Linked DNA regions of Homo sapiens: region 2 is linked to region 1. The links are chromatin loops, found by intact Hi-C in ENCODE. Cell type or tissue: gastrocnemius medialis. All regions are shown on one strand. Each heading gives the region's core, and the rest is flanking DNA. Links, peaks and the distances in the headings are about the cores only. Region 1 holds the start of SYNC (syncoilin, intermediate filament protein). Region 2 has its middle 37 kb from the start of ZBTB8B.

Region 1 (5,368 bases), core at 49-5,048:
AACTGTTGTAAGTGGTGGAGGCTGGAGAAGGCCTGCAGTATTTACCACCCTCCTAGGATAGGCGTGAGGTCCAAAAGAGGTAACTACAGCACATATAAAAAGCCTGGCATGCAGCAGTCACAATATACTTTTTTTTTTTTTGAGATGGAGTTTCACTCTTGTTGCCCAGGCTGGAGTGCAATGGTGTAATCTCCGCTCACTGCAGCCTCTGCCTCCTGGGTTCAAGCAAGTCTCCTGTCTCAGCCTCCCAAGTAACTGGGATTACAGGCACACGCCACCACGCCTGGCTAATTTTTGTATTTTTAGTAGAGCCGGGTTTCACCATGTTGGCCGGGCTGGTCTTGAACTCCTGACCTCAGGTGATCCGCACACCTCGGCGTCCCAAAGTGCTGGGATTACAGGCGTGAGCCACCGCGCCGGGCCCACAATATACTTCTATCTATCTAACAAATTTCTACTCATCCTTCAAGCCCTGCTCAAACTTCATCTCTTCCGTAAAGTATCTCCCAGACAGCCCCATGTGTGTTCTCAGGGCACTCTGTATGCAGCACATCTTCACACTTATTGCTCCAGTTACAGAAGTACATGTGTCTGTCTCCCTGATAGTGAGTTTCCTAAGGACAAGCAGAGTTCTCATTCTGCTCTATATCCTAGGGTGGGGCTCTGTAAGGGCAGACAGGCAGAAACCAGATGAACTCCAAGGAGGAAATCTGCCCAAGGTCGAATGGCAAAGCTGGAAGTAAAACCCAGGCCTCCTGACCTCCAAGCTGTGCTGTTAGCACACATCGTGCTGCCTCCACCACCCCACCCATGGTGCCAGGCCTCTGCTGGGTGCTGCCCTCACACAGCCGCCTCTTTTAAACAGAGAGAGGAGGGAAAGAAGCAGATGACAGGAGGCTCAGAGGAGAGGAAGCCAGCTTAGTTGGGGCCCCTGACCTCGGGCTTCCTTGGGCCCTGGGCAGCCTGCCTCTGCCACTCTGTCCCTGTCCCCAGAGAACCGCAGAGCTCTCCAACCCTGTTCAGGGATGTGGCTGGGAGTCCATGTGACATTGTGCAGGCAAGAGTCCGTGTGTCTGACTGTAGCTGTAGGTGTGGACAGCAGTATGGGTGAGTGTGTGTGTGTAAGACCGCTCAGCTTTGTGCCCCTGTGTGACAGTGAAGGGGTGTCGGGAGCTATGTATTTGCACCCTCACCTCTTGGTACACTGGGAAGTCCCAGAGCCACAGTATGACCTGGGACAGAAATACACCTCACCCCAAACCCCTCAGCCACAGGTCCCTTCCCCCAATAATCAGCCGTGCCCTGCCAGGAGGGATAGTGGGGAGGGCCCCTGGACCCTTCCCCCACCCATCCCAGGCCAGACGGGAGAGAACAAGCCCTGACAGACTCTTAACTTCAAGCTGGCAGATGCCCAGCCTTGCACCAAGTGGCTTCCACACAGCCACTTCAGCAGGGGAGGCCTCTGTCTCCAACTGACATTTGCAGGGAGGAATGAAGGCTAGCGAGAAGTGTCTTTGGCTGCTATGGGCCAAATGGCACTTGAGCGGTGGATGCCCACTCGCCTGGAAGGGTTAATTTTCATGTAGTCCCGGGAGGGGGAGGGGTATTATAAAAAGCCACAGACAAACGGAGGTGCCAGGACCCCGGGACGGCCCGACTCCCCGATGTCCCCTCACGAGGCGGCTCCAGTGCCCCACCCCGGCTGGACCACTACCCCTAGACAGGCGAAAGACGCCCGCGGTCGGGGGGAAAGGGAACCCGTCCAGCAGCACCCCTTCCCCAGCGGGGCGGCGACGCGGGCCCGGCACTGTCCTACCTCGCGGCCTGGGCGGCGCCGTCCCCGCCGCGCCGGGGCTCCGGGCTGGCCATGGCTGCGCGACCCCGGGCTGGCGGCCGCGTTATTAATAGCCGGGCCCGCGGGCCCCTCGCTCCGGCGCCCGCGCCCGCCGCACTGCCAGCTGCAACCGACACCGGATCCCGGCCGGCCCCGGGCCGGGCGCGCCCACTTGGCCGGGGCTCCTGCCGGGGGAGGAGGGAGCGGCCGCGCGGACCTGGGGGCGGGGAGAGGCTGCCCCTCCCGGACCAGCCTGGGGCGGGGGTGGGAACGGGGGCCTGGAGCTGTCTTTCCAAACCTCCCAGCCCCCTCGTCTTCCCGAACCTTCTCTCCACCCTTCCTTTCGTGAGGTCCCGTTGCAGGGGGAGTCAGAAGGGGGGTCTGAAGCCCCAGGGAGCACCTTCCCTGTCCAGCCTGGGAGGGTGGAGGCAGGGTTGGGCGGGCTGCTCAAAGGGAGCCAGCACCCCTCTCCCGCGAGTGTTTGGGGGTGTCCGCTGCCGCTCAGCGCCCTCTGGTCCCCACCCAAGAGGGGAAGGGCCGCAGCCACCCTCTGGGCACTCCGGGCTGTCCCCGGCAGCTGTCGTGAAGGGCGGGGCAGGGCGCGGCCGGGGAGGAGGGTTCACGGCCACACCCCGCGCGTTTGGGGACAGCCTGGAGCCTGGGGGCGGGCTGGGTGGCTGGGGTTAGAGAGAACTGCGGAGGAGTTTACGCCTATCACATTGAGTCCATATTTAACCCCACTTTCTGCCCCACCCTTTGAGGCTTCCTGGGGTCTCTCTCCTGCTCCACCTGTCACCCCACTCAGCCCACTTCTGTCAACTTCAAGACATACCTCCCCCCACGTCCTCAGCCCACTAGTGTGAGGGTCAAACCAGCACTGACGTCTTTCTCCCCAAGAGAGAAGCTGCTGGGCCCCTTCCCAGACCTGGGCTTCAGGCGTTCTTCCTTCGGATTCCTTTTTCCACTTAGCTACCCTGTCTGGGGAGGTCTTTGACTCAATCGCAGAAGAATGCTGGCACCATAACAAGCCCCAGGGGCTGGGGTGCCTGGGAGGCCGGTGGGGGAAGCATGCCGTGGTGTTGAATGTGTGTGGGCTTGTGTGCCCCTGTGTGACTCTGCGGTGATTGTGGGGTACATGTCTGTGTGTGAGCATGTGGATGTGTGATTGTGTGATCTCAGGGTGAATGTGTGTGGTGATTGTGCCATGGTGGAGTGTCTTTGTGGGGCTGGCGGTTTTGACTCTGTGTGGGGGGCATGCATATGGTCCCGCTTGTGACTCTGACTGTGTGCTTGTGCGTGACTGGGGGTTGATAAATGTTCATTCATCCTCGCGTCTGAGTGTGCTGCCTGTGGCTGTATATTTATATTTCTCTGTCTAATGCAAGGGGGTGGAAGATTTAACACCCAGGGCAGCCAAATATACCCTTGTAAGGTACGCACGAGAAAAAGCCAGGTTTTGAGGCTGCTGGTCATTTTCTGACTTACCCCCGAACTATTCCAGGGGAGGAGGCTGGCGAAGCCTCAGCTGCTGGGCATTTGACATCTGCTGCCCGCCAGAGGAGAGCTAAGGCAGCAAGGGCAGGCCTGCCAGAGGCTCTGTTTGCTGTGGTACCAAGCAACAGGCGGCAAGGGTGGCATTCAGAAGAGCTGGCTCTGCCCCTCCAACCCCCAGCCCAGGACCTGGCCTTAGGCTGTCCCTAGGACTGAATTTCTGACCCGCTCCTACCCTCCTGCTCAGCGCTTCTTTAGGCTGAAACCCTGAATTCCCCAGGGTCCCAGAAACTTCCCCACCTCCAAGCCTTTGTTGTTGTTTTTTTTGTTGCTGTTGTTTCTTGCAGTCAGGGTCTCACTCTGTCATCCAGGCAGGAGTACGGTGGTGCAATCATGGTTCACGGCAGCCTCAACCTCCTGGGCTCAGGTGATCCTCCCATCTCAGCCTCCCGAGTAGCTGGAACTACAGATGCACACCACCACACCTGGATAATTTTTGTATTTTTTGTAAAGACGAGGTCTCACTGTGTTGCCTAGGCTGGTCTCAAACTCCTAGGCTCAAGCAGTCCTCCTACCTCAGCCTCCCAAAGTGCTGGGATTACAGGAGTGAGCCACCACACCCAGCCAGGCCTTTTCTGCTGCTCCCTCTGCCTAGAAAACCCTTTCCAGCTCTTCACAGCCCACCTTTTACTCTCCTTCAGGTCTCAGATCACATCTCACAGAGGCCTTCTCTGATGCCTCCCCACCCCCTGCCCATAATGTCCACCCATTTATTTTTTTGTTATGGGCTTTTTTGTTTTGTTGGGTTTTGTAAAATTTTATTTAATAGAGATGGGGTCTCACTATGTTGTTAAGGCTGATCTCAAACTCCTGGCCTCAAGGGATCCTCCAGACTCAGCCTCCCAAAGTGCTGGGATTACAAGCAGGAGCCACCATGCCTCACCCCATTTACTGTTTATCCCTGTCACCCTGTTTATTTTCTGTGCAGCACTTATCAATCTGCAACAATACTATTCATTTTCTTTCTTTTTTTTTTGAGACGGAGTCTCACTCTGTTGCCCAAGCTGGAGTGCAGTGGTGCAATCTCAGCTCACTGCAAGCTCCGCCTCCTGGGTTCAGGCCATTCTCCTGCCTCAGCCTCCGGAGTAGCTGGGACTACAGGTGCCTGCAATCATGCCCAGCTAATTTTTTTGTATTTTTAGTAGAGACGGGGTTTCACCGTGTTAGCCAGGATGGTCTCGATTTCCTGACCTCGTGATTCGCCCATCTCGGCCTCCCAAAGTGCTGGGATTGCAGGCATGAGCCACCGCTCCCGGCCAATACTATTCATTTTCAATTATTTTCTTCTCTGCTTCCCCACTAGAATGGAAGCCCCATGAGGGCAGAGACTTTATGTGTCTTGTTTACTGCTGTGTCTCCAGAGCCCAGCACAGGGACTACCACATAGTAGGACCTTAAAAAAATTGTTTGTTTTTGTTTTTTATAATAATAACAATCATTTATTTTACCCACAGATCTGTGATTTGGGCACGGCTTGGTGGAGGCAGCTCATTTCTGCTTCACGTGGCATCAGCTGAGGTGGCTTGCCCAGAGGTTGCAGAACTCGCGTCCAGGACAGCTCACTCATGTGGCTGGCAAGTTGATGCGGTCTGTCAGCTGGGAGCTCAGCAGGGTATTTGGCTGGGGGTCTTGGTTCTCCTCCACATGGGCTTTTCCACGGGTTGCTTGTGCTTCCTCATGGCATGGTGGCTAAGTCCCAACAGTAAACGTCCCAAAAGAACAAGGCAGAAGTGAAAGGCATTTTTTTTGAGCTAGCCTTGGAAGCTACACACTGTCACTGCTGACCTATTCTGTTGCTAAAGGCAGTCACAAAAACCCGGGCCTCCAGCTCATGGGGAGGGGACATAGATGCCACCTTTTAATGGGAAGGGTGTGTCAAAGTCACAGTATAAGAAGAGCTTATGGAATGGGATATAGTATTGCCTCTGTCTTGGGAAAATACAATCTGCCAAAGATGCAGAATCACAGCTTGGTCTTCCACCA
Region 2 (5,368 bases), core at 208-5,207, 200 kb before region 1:
CTCAGATCACATGGCACCCCTTGGGTCAGGAAGCATGAGGCTCTGACTAAGGATGAGTGGTGGTCATGGGGACAGGTCCCCTGAGAAGGGGCCCTGGAGAGGGGCAGGAAAGTTGACCTACATGTCTCCTAAATAAATAAAATCATGGCTGGCAGGAAATTTGAGAGGAATGCACATGATATACTTCCAGGAGCTCCCAGAATTAATGGGGGAAAAAACTGCAGGTGGCTGTAGAGTTTTCCATTAGAAGGAGAGTAAAGTGTATTTAGTTATTTGAAAACAGGTGTTCAAACTGAAACTTGTACACAAAGGTTCATAGCAGCTCTGTTCACAATAGCCTAAAGGTGGAAATACCCAAATGTTCATCAACTAATGAACAAAAATGTCACACACACACATGCGCGCACACACACAGGTGGAATATTATTCATCCATTAAAAGGAAGTTCTGATGCCTGCTACAACATGGAGGAACCTTTGAAACATTGCTTCAGGTGAGAGAAGCCAGTCACAAAGGACCACATATTGTTTGATTCCATTTATACGAAATATCCTGGCCGGGCGCGGTGGCTCACGCCTGTAATCCCAACACTTTGGGAGGCCGAAGCGGGCGGATCACAAGGTCAGGAGTTCGAGACCAGCCTGGACAGCAATAGTGAAACCCCATCTCTACTAAAAATACAAAAAATTAGCCGGGCCTGGTGGCAGGCGCCTGTAATCCCAGCTACTCGGGAGGCTGAGGCAGGAGAATGGCGTGAACCCGGGAGGCGGAGCTTGCAGTGAGCCGAGATTGCGCCATTGCACTCCAACCTGGGCAACAGAGAGAGACTCCGTCAAAAAAAAAAAAAAAAAAAAAAAAGGAAGGAAGGAACGGAAGGGAGGAAGGGAGAGAAAAAGATCCTGAATAGGCAAATCCGTGGAGACAAAAAGTCCAGTGGCGGTTGGTGGAGGCTGAGGGAAGGAGGGAATGGGGAATGACTTGAGTGCTCATGGTGCCGGTGCCTTTGGGGCGATGAGAAAGTTTTGGAACTAGATAGTACTGATGGTTGCACGCCATGAATATCTTTAATGTCCCTAAGTTGCATTTTTAAATGATATTGTTATGTATTTTACAATTTTAAAATAATCTAATTATTGTTCTTGGGACGCCCGTAGGTCCCCTTGGCAGGAGGGGTGGAGGGGGAATGATTGCCGCTGCGCGCAGCGCGGGCAGAGGGCGAGAGGGCGAGAGGGCGGGAGGGCGTCGGGGCTGCCCCGGACCTGCAACCAGCCTGGTAGCGGGCGGCGGCGGCGGCGGCGTTGGGATGCGGGCCACGGGCGTGCGGCCCTCAGCCGTCTCCCGGCCGAGAGCGAGGCCGGAGGCGCCAAGCCGAGCGGGCGCCATTTGCAGCCTGGGGCGCAGCAGCTGCAGCGCTGTCTCCGAGGGGTTGGGAACGGCCAAGGAGGAGGCGCGGGCGGCGGCGGTGGGCGTTGGCGGGCACCGGCTCCCGGCCGTCCCTCCCCGCGCCCGGCCGGCCGGCCTCTCCTGCGCGCCCGGAAGGGGCTGCGGAACAATGGCCGCGCCGCTGTCGCCGCCCGGCCCGGCCCGGGGAAAGCCGGGAAGGCGCGCGGAGCCTCCTGGCGGCGGCGGCGGCGGCGGCGGGAAGGCGGCGGGGACGGCGTCGGGCGTGTCTGGAGCCGTCCGGCGCGGCGGACTCCGGGGAGGCTTGGTCTGCGCCGCGCAGAGACAGCAGCCGCCGGGGGCGGGGCGCGAGCCAGCGAATTTGCAGAACTTCCCTCAATTGGGCTTTGTCTGTCTCATCTCGACTGGATTCAGGTTCTTTATCCTAGACAGGACTGTCACAGAAGGGCTGCTGCGGTCTTCTCAACGCAGCACGTCTAGTGGCACACAATTTCAGCTTGTCAATTTGTCTCATCACTGATGATGCTCACTTTTATCTTTAAGATGCTGTCTGTAGGCTTCTCCGCTGTAAGGTCACACTCACTTGGCAGTTATAATAACAGTATTTTGTAGGGTGGTACTTTGAATTTTCATGAATCACCATTTCTCATCAAACCTTTTAAACCTTATTTTTATTTTTGGGACAAAGTCTCGCTCTGGCACCTAGGCTGGAGTGTAGTGGTGCGATCACCGTTCACTGCAGCCTCAACCTCCCGGATTCAACCAGTCCTCCCACTTCTGTCCCCCGAGTAGCTGGGACTACAGGCGTGTGCCGCCGGCTTTGGCCTCCCAAAGGGCTGGGATTACTGGTGTGAGCCACCGTACCCGGCCCATTTATTTTTTTTTTCATACATATGGACACATGGTTTCCTTTTTTTTTTTCTTTTTTAGCTGATGGGGAGTTCTACTATATTGCCCAGGCTGGTCTCGAAGTCCTGGGCTGCTGCCTTAGCCTCTGGCATAACTTGGCATTGTAGGCGCACCACTGGGCCTGGCTGTTAGGTTATAATCTGTTGCTGTCATTTATTTTATTTTATTTTTATTTTTTGAGATGGAGTCTCACTCTGTTGCCCAGGCTGGAGTGCAGTGGCACGATCTCAGCTCACTCCAACCTCCACCTCCTGGGTTCAAGGGGTTCTCCTGCCTCAGCCTCCTGAGTAGCTGGGGTTACAGACGTGCGTCACCATGCCCAGCTAATTTTTGTATTTCTAATAGAGACGGAGTTTCACCATGTTGGCCAGGCTTGTCTCGAACTCCCGACCTCAGGTTATCCATCCTCCTTGGCCTCTCAAAGTGCTGGAATTACAGGTGTGAGCCGCGGCGCCCGGCCGCTGTCATTTATTTTAATGTTCAAATTGTCCCAGGTTTGGCCAGTGAAAGCCTGTTCAAGCCAGCTTGTGTGTTCATTTGGCATGTCCCTATTGTTCTTTGAATACTTCCTTCCTTCCGGCACAAGATGTTCCAGGCTCATCTTGTACTTTCTCCCTGCCCCAGCCCTGGAATCAGATACTTCTCCAGGGACTCCTGGTTCTGTTTACTGGAGAGCAGTTATTTACAAACCAAGATCCAGATACTGGGTGTTTTCATTGTGTTTGAAGTGGTGCTGCTTTCAGGCCTTCACACTGGACATTTTCTGAGAGAGAGTGAAACTCCAATTCCAATCCAACACCATAGAATTCACTCTTCTTTTCTTCCTCTCCATGATGTTTGGTCTATTCTACTGTGAAGGTGAACACTACCACATTTATTCTTTCAAAAACAGTTTATTCCCATCCTTACAGTAAAATATTTCAGTAAAATTGAAACAAAAAGGAATAAAAATCAACCATAATCTCAGTATAAAAATAACATTTTGGGGCCGGGTGCGGTGGCTCACACCTGTAATCCCAGCACTTTGGGAGGCCGAGGCGCACGGATCACGAAGTCAGGAGATCGAGACCATCCTGGCTAACACAGTGAAACCCCATCTCTACTAAAAACACAAAAAATTAGCCAGGCGTCGTGGCAGGCGCCTGTAGTCCCAGCTACTCAGGAGGCTGAGGCAGGAGAATGGCGTGAACCTGGGAGGCGGAGGTTGCAGTGAGCTGAGATCACGCCACTGCACTCCAGCCTGGGCGACAGAGTGAGACTCCATCTCTATAAATAAATAAATAAATAGTATTTTGGTAGATTTACATTCAGCTTTTTCTTTACATATAGTTCTCTTTCTTTGAGTTATATGACATCATACTGTAAATACAATTTTGTACCCTGTTTTTTTCATTCAATTTTGCAGTAGCCCACAGGCCAAACTTGGCTCACTGCCTATTTTTGTATCCCTGTGAACTAAAATTGGTTTTTAAATTGTAAATGGCTAAAACAAAATCTAAACAGCAATAATATTTTGTGACGTGAAAATTACATGAAATTTCAGATTTGTGTCCATTTATGTTAAGTTTTATTGGAATACAGTCTATGGATCTTAGGACTTTCCCTCTGGGTTTGCTCTCCAGTGGCACCCAGCCACAAGGAGAGGCCATGTAGAGGTGCTCTGAATACAGTCCCAGTGAAGCCTAGCCCAGGCTCAACCTGTGAGTGAAGAAACCACCTTGGAGTGGCTCCTCCAGCCCCAGCAGTTCTAGCTCCTAGATGTTAGTCACCACATGAGGCCCCAGACACGGTGGAGCAGAGAAAATCCGACACTCTGTGCACTTTCAGATTTCCTGACCCGCAGAATCAGTGTTATACGGTGGCGGTGGTTTCTGCCACTGTGTTTCAGATGGGTGCTGAGCAGCAGTCGTAACTGGAACAATAACCGCTCAGTAAAGGGCCTCATGTAAGATCCTGCCACACCTGTAACCCCAGCACTTTGGGAAGCCAAGGTGGGCAGATCACTTGAGGTCAGGGGTTCAAAACCAGCCTGGCCAACATGGCAAAACCCCGTCTCTACTAAAAATACAAACATTAGCCAGGGGTCTGTAATCTCCCCCACAAAAAAAGACCCTAAAATAAATATCAACAGTAAAAAGCCATGGAAAGTGGAAGGATAATTAAGGCTAAAGATAATATAATTAGGCCAGGCACGGTGGCTCACGCCTGTAATCCCAACACTTTGGGAGGCCGAGACGGGTGGATCACGAGATCAGGAGATCGAGACCATCCTGGCTAACATGGTGAAACCCCGCCTCTACTAAAAACACAAAAAATTAGCTGGGCGTGGTGGCAGGTACCTGTAGTCCCAGCTACTTGGGAGGCTGAGGCAGGAGAATGGCGAGAACCCGGGAGGTGGAGCTTGCAGTGAGTCGAGATCGCGCCACTGCACTCCAGCCTGGGGGACAGAGTGAGACTCCGTCTCAAAAAAAAAAAAAAAGATTGTATAATTAAACATTAAACATAGTTCTGACTTTTCTAGCAAAAAGATTGTTAAATGTAATAGTTCTCATTGTATAATTATAGGAAAGATGTCTGTCAGGAGAAAGGAAGTTTTTCTGACACTAAACTCTAAGAGGAATGTATCCCTCTATCAGGGATGTTGGAAAATAGACAATTCCTTTTTTTTTTTTTTTTTGAGACAGGGTCTTACTTTGTCGCCTGGTGACAATTCCTTTATCAGCATTTTTATAGAATTCACAAGAGGTGTTTCTAACATGGGCCATCAGTAAAATCCAAGTATACAACACTAAATCATAAACATATTGTCTAAGTGTCTAAGTTTGTAGCTTTTAGGTAATCTAAACTGATTCAGGGCTGGAGCTTTAAAATCAAGAGGATGCTGGGCACAGTAGCTCACGCCTGTAATTCCAGCACTTTGGGAGGCCAACGCAGGCAGATCGCTTGAGCTCAGGAGTTCCAGATCAGCCTGAGGAACATAGTGAGACTTAGTCTCTAAAAAAAAAAATTTTTTTAATTAGCTGGGCATGGCCGGGCGCGGTGGCTCAAGCCTGTAATC

Evidence for each region. Hi-C counts contacts between places; a loop is a spot of excess contacts. Peaks named below come from ENCODE experiments on the same cell type or tissue, not always from the same donor. Only the 100,000 strongest peaks of a DNase experiment are listed, where the experiment ranks them.
Region 2: a loop joins it to region 1, with 3 times the contacts of the local background. A loop is called at or near these places in 2 of 110 quality-filtered maps.

Annotation. Positions count from the first base shown.
Region 1 is chr1:32,700,792-32,706,159 of GRCh38, forward strand. SYNC (syncoilin, intermediate filament protein) reads right to left here and starts at 1,979. Exons shown (of 5, transcript NM_030786.3): 1 at 1,817-1,979. The coding sequence starts at 1,869. RefSeq lists enhancers at 1,447-2,212, 2,213-2,978 and silencers at 2,339-2,388, 2,439-2,528. In gastrocnemius medialis, for the core only: no CTCF peak of the experiment used is centred there; DNase peaks (open chromatin) are centred at 780, 1,080, 2,060, 2,460 and 4 weaker places; H3K4me3 peaks cover 3,173 bases; H3K27ac peaks cover 4,892 bases.
Region 2 is chr1:32,499,212-32,504,579 of GRCh38, forward strand. No RefSeq gene overlaps it. Among named protein-coding and RNA genes, the nearest start is that of ZBTB8B, 37 kb to the left of the region's middle. RefSeq lists silencers at 1,205-1,334, 1,425-1,694. In gastrocnemius medialis, for the core only: no CTCF peak of the experiment used is centred there; DNase peaks (open chromatin) are centred at 898, 1,750 and 2,890; H3K4me3 peaks cover 1,685 bases; H3K27ac peaks cover 5,000 bases.